2 separate regions of the Homo sapiens genome follow, and region 1 is linked to region 2. Evidence: chromatin contacts called from ENCODE Hi-C data. All regions are on one chromosome and are shown on one strand. Each heading gives the region's core, a stretch centred on a gene start or an enhancer-like site at or near the end of the contact. The rest is flanking DNA. Distances are from core to core; before and after follow the strand shown.

Region 1 (2,725 bases), core at 84-2,583, 400 kb after region 2:
TATGTCTACCTCCATACCTCCCCTTTAATATTTTTCTCCTGGCCCAACAAGTATGTCCAGGGCCCTATAAAGGAAATAATCCAGCATATGTCTAATGTTGGCTCACCCAGTCCTCATCAGCTTTGAGCCATCTCACTTTGCTTCTAATATTCCTAAAGCCCCTCTTCTTCAGAGTCCCTACTCCTCTATTTTACTCAGTTTCTCTTGATTCTATATCATGGCTTCATTCTTCTCTACAGTGTTTCTAGGAATACGAAAGAGTAGGGATGTTGTCTGAAAACTCCAAGGTTGAGATATAACATACTGTTTAATAACAGAGATGCTGAAATCAAACTGGTATGAATTTACATCTTTCCCTTACTACTATTAATTCTGGACCTTAAGTAAGTTGTGTACCTTTTTCAAGTTTCCTCATCTGTAAGAAGGAGGACAATAATAATTCCTATCTTGTATGTTATTGTCAGAATTTAATGAGTTAACAAATATATGTAATATATATGTTTTATATATATATACACATTTTGGTTTAGTGTTTGGCATATAGTTAAGTACAAAATAAATATTAGCTATTGATATTAATTTTGGGGTTGGAGGTCAAGAAATAAGGCTGGAAAGTTGGGAGGCTCCATTGTGAAGAGTGACTTAATGATTAAGAAGCTGGATTTTGGGCAAGAAAAAAGAGGGGCTTTGGACAGGAGAGTGCATTCATTTTCTATTGCTGCCGCACAACATGAAACTTAGTGGTCTGAAACAACACAGACTCACAGTTCTGGAGATCAGATGTGTAACATGGTAGGCAGATTGCATTCCTCTGGTTTTGGGGAAGCCGTACCTTTCTCAGCTTCTAGAGGTTCTCCATATTCCCTGGCTGGTGGCCAAGCATATTCCGAATTCTGCTTCCGTTGCCACATCTTCGTGTCTGCCTGACTCTACTGTGTCTCTCTCACAAGAACTTTTGTCCCAGATAGTCCAGGACTATCTCCCCATCTCAAGATCCTTAATTTAATTACATTGGCAAAGTCCCTTTTGCCATGTAAAGTAACAAATTTGCAAGTTCTGGGGATTAGAATTTGGGCTTTGATGGAGGACATTTCAGCCTACCACAGAAAGTAACATGGCTGTCTGGGGATTTTCCAGGATAGCTTGTGAGATTAGAGTTAGGAAGGCCAGTTAAGATGCTGTTGTGAGAATGTGAGAATGCTGTTGTGAGAATGTTGTGGGGAATGTGAATGTAAGCATTAGGGGCAATCAGGACACTGGGGAGGAATGGCTGCTGAAGAACTAAAATCACCAAGACTTGGCTAATGAGATTAGGAGAAGGGCTTCTTTCTAGATTTCTAGCTGCAGGGACTTTCAGCTAGGGGATGGTGGTGTCAGCAGGAGCTGGCAAATACCAGGGGAGGTGACCGACACATTGACTAAGGCTTTCTGAGAAATCTTGCTTCCTGTAGCCTGCAGCCATTCGTTATAAAACACAGAGAGCAGTCTGGCCCAGAACAGAGTTTCCCACATTTCACTCATTCTTAACAACTTTTTCCAAACCTGTCTTTTTAATGTTTCAATTTCTGAATATTTTTCTTTAAATAGACTCCAGTAAAAGTAGCTTCATCCTAAACAATTAGTTTCACAAAACCACAACTCTGATATGCCTGGATATTTGGATGCACATACTATTCATACATACTCATTAAAATGGAAATGTATTTTTCCATGCACCAGCTAAAATTATTTCTCAAACCATCAGTGCTAAGCAAACCACATATATGCAAATGTCGGGGAAATGACAAAAACACAGACTGAGAGATTCAAACCTAGACTTGAGTGTATCACTTGAGTCCCTGGACTTTTATTTCCTCATATGTGAAATAAAGATAATGTCTAACTTATAATAACTTAGTTAGATAATTAGTGTATGGAAAATGCAAGGTGCCATATCTTATAACAGGAACCCAGCCTATTATATGCATTTATATTGTTGAATCTTGTGATGTTTTTTCCTTATATATTAAATAAGTCAGTCTTTTCATAAGACCTGTCAGTTAATTTTGATAAACACACTAGGGAATTCATCGTCTTTGCAGTCTAGGTGGCAAAGCAATTTTACTTACTGTTTTTTATTACCTCATGAGTCTTCTTTACTTCCAGGGTACTTCTTTACTTCCAGAGGAGGTATGGAGGTATGGAGGTAGACATAGCCAGCTGAGCACACTTAGTGACCAAGAATAAATTCTTCTATCGTCAAGTCCATTCTCCTGCCTCCACTTTTTAGGGATACTCAATAAGACTGATGTGACTTTCCCCATGTTACTTGAAAATGAACAGTTTAAGGAAGAGGGAAAAGTAAACCAAGAGCCAGAGGATCAAGTGACCACGAGGGGCTTAGGGAAGGCATTCATTCCTGTTGACTGTGCTAGGAGAACCCTGGGTCAGGAGATGCTGGACTCCTGGGGTAGAAAACCTAGTTCTTTTCAAAGATTTAAAGTAAAGTTTTGAGGTGGAAAGCCCTACTGTTTTCTGGACTATATTAGAATCATTCCTCTCCTCATGGCTGTGGATCATATTGCTTATAAAATACCAGCCTCGTGACCCATTTGAGAACATCACTGAAGGTCCACAAGATAGGAACAAATGGGTTTTAAAAAACACCCCAGGGTCTCTCCCTACTGAATCCCTACCCAGTCTAACAGAATTAGACTCAAAGCAGCATTTGCAGAAGATAGCCCTC
Region 2 (2,793 bases), core at 154-2,653:
AAGTCTGACTTCCCATGACCTGCGGTTCTTCTTTAACATAAACAGCATTTCCGGTTTGTCTGCATATTTCTACATTTTATGAGCAATGGCATCTGGCCATGAACGCTGCTGCCTGAATCACAGTCTGTTTGTTGACCCTGATGGGGCAGCGAGAATTACAGATTTTCCATGGCTTACTTGTGGTGTCTATGCTTTGAAACTGGCCAGGATTGCTTAGAGGCTAGGTTTCCAGTTAAACCCATTGAAAACCCATTTTTTTCCCTTTGCAATTTAATACTTTGAACTGAAATGAAATCAGCCACCATAGATTATGAAGGGACATTTTTAAAAAGGATATTACTGGAAAGACTCATTCCTTAGGTTTTGAGGTACATCTTTGTTGTTCCCAGCCAAGAATTATGTTTTCTTCTTGACACCTATCGCTGCCCCTACCATTGTTCTCCCTAGACTTCATATTCTTTTTCTGACTAGGCTTCTCCCAGGCCTCAGCAAGACCTTAGAGATAGACAACCAGGCAGGAGGTTCTTTCTTAAGCTCTAAAAAGAGAAAAAGTTCTAAACCCAAGAAAAAGAGTGGGTAAAGAAATTATAGCATCCACATATAGGAATGTGTATCTATAGCATCATGTTGTTGTGAATTCATTAGCATATAAATAAAATCATAATATATTAGCAGACTCAGAATAATCTCGTCTCATTAAAAAATCCGTTTTATATCTGGCATATAATTCTGTACAGAATTATATATCCCAAACTGTTAACAGTGGTCAGCTATAAGAGTTATGGGTAATGATGACTTTCTTCCTCTCCTTATCTGTATTTTCTAACTTTTTTCAATGACCGTGTTAGTTATGTAATTTTAAGTTTTTTTCTTAAATAAAAAGAATCTTCCCAAATTACCAGTATACTATGATTATAATTATCTAAAAAATATGAGGCTGAAGGTTATCCCCACAGTAAAAGAAGGGACTGTTCATTCCCTAGAAATATTGAGAATAAACACCAAATTGAACCTCTCCACCCCTCCCACTCTACATTTCCTCTGCATGTAGAAACAAGAAATGTGATACATCAAGAAACTCTATCCTCTGTCCAGAGCTGAAATAGTTGCCACTCACTGCAGAGAGTCCACTGCTCCTCCCCAAGGTCAGAGTGCCATGTGGCTTACCTGGAACTGCACACAGGCCTCTCCCTGGGCCCGGAGCTGGCTGACAAGCAGGTATGTGGTGAGTCCTGCAAGGAAGGGGAGCAACACCAGGCAGCAGGTGAGAGCCCAGCGTGCGCTGCTGCTCCTGGCCTTGGGCCTGCAGCTGCCGTGCTCTGGCAGCATTTCCACACTGGCTGTTTCCCCAAAGCTCAGTCCCAGATCCTCGGCCATGCTCCTGCTGCTCCTGGAGGCACCTCTGACTCCTGGGCAGAGAGAGCCCCCATTAAATAGAAGACCAGCTCTCACAGTGGGTGACTTAATCACTCAGTCTCCTCCTTCCCTTTTCCTCTCCCCTCCCCTCTTCAAGAGCACACTGTGGCCCTACCCTGCTAGAGAATGCACCGCCTACAACAGAAACCAAGTTTGGTTTGAGGAAAAAAAAAAAAAAAAAAAAAAGAAGAAGAAGGAGAAGAAGAAAGCTTTCCCAAGCATATTTATATACAGTATGCTCATGTGCTCCTTCCTTCGTTTACAGAAGGAAGTTAGGAAAGTCCCTGAAGGAGGAGAGAAAGAATTCATCAAGTCAGTGGGTGGGGCAAATTAAAATATACCTGTTCCCTGCACTGGAGGCTTACCAGCTGTGCCAGTCTGGGGAGTGTGCTTCTGGAAGTGAAAGTGAGGGATGAGAGGTGTGTGGTTTGCAGATTGGGAAACGGAAATCACATTTGCATCAGCTCTTTGCAAAGTGCTGCCTAGCCCTCTGTCATTTTGAACCTCATAGAAATTCATTCTCAGTGTACAGATGGGAATAGCAAAGTTCTAAAAGGTGAAGGCACTTGTCCTAGGTCATCCAAGGATGAAGACAGAGGAGCTAGGAAGATGACCTAGTTCTAAATCACGGCTTGGAGTTGTAACCTCTAGCACATGACTGCCCATGAAAGGAAAGTATTTCCAGTCTGCATTGACCATTGTTTAATCAGAGTATGAGGCCACAGATCGAGGTGACTGTCTGTGAGGGTAGAACATTAACCACTACTCCCTGATTAGTCTAAAGTTAATTGATCATGTGATGTGCTTTGCCTGCAGTTGGGTGTGGGGGCCACAACATGTAATAAAAGATTATATTTATTAAGTGCTTACTTTGTGCCAATCACTGCTCTAAGTTAAATACATCAATAAAATTATTCAATCCTGAGATAAATTTTGTGACAATAAAGCTATCATTCTCATTTTACACATAAGAAAATAAAGCACAGACGGCAAGTGGTAGAGCCAGGATTGGGACTCAGGCAGGCTGGCTGCTGGCTTCTTCACCATCACACTTCACCATAGGTACTGCTGGATCATGCATGTTCATAAATACCTGCACTGTCTTTACCCAGGAGTGGGTAAGACCCTGCAGTGAGGGGGTTGAGGGGGCTTCCTGGAGAAAGAGGTGGTGTTGGAACTCGGCCTTAGAGCTCAGGGAGGGTTGATCTCAGAGGAAAGTAAAGGACCCTGGGAAAAGATGGGTTCTAGAAATAATAGGAAAGTTTAAGGAATGGCCTGTGATGTACGGCAGAAACCAGTTTTACTAGCGCCTCCATCCAGTTGCTACTTCTGGTTATGTCACAGCCTGGACTCTTCAGGCTACTTGGAAAGGCCTTT

The links. Hi-C counts contacts between places; a loop is a spot of excess contacts on that map. Pooled maps may share reads with other maps.
Region 1: a pooled map shows a loop between it and region 2 (6-fold over the local background). The contact joins the enhancer-like site here to the promoter of TNFSF15 in region 2. A Hi-C loop is called at or near these places in 6 of 37 single-sample maps with no recorded cell type and 6 of 50 pooled maps.

Annotation. Positions count from the first base shown.
Region 1 is chr9:115,205,893-115,208,617 of GRCh38, forward strand. The region is part of intron 1 of DELEC1 (deleted in esophageal cancer 1); the gene reads left to right. Among named protein-coding and RNA genes, the nearest start is that of DELEC1, 65 kb to the left of the region's middle. Within about 2 kb of position 1,334, at least 2 of the 41 ENCODE cell types and tissues checked have a DNase peak (open chromatin) inside an H3K27ac peak, as active enhancers do.
Region 2 is chr9:114,804,636-114,807,428 of GRCh38, forward strand. It overlaps TNFSF15 (TNF superfamily member 15), which reads right to left and starts at 1,404. Exons shown (of 4, transcript NM_005118.4): 1 at 1,168-1,404. The coding sequence starts at 1,377.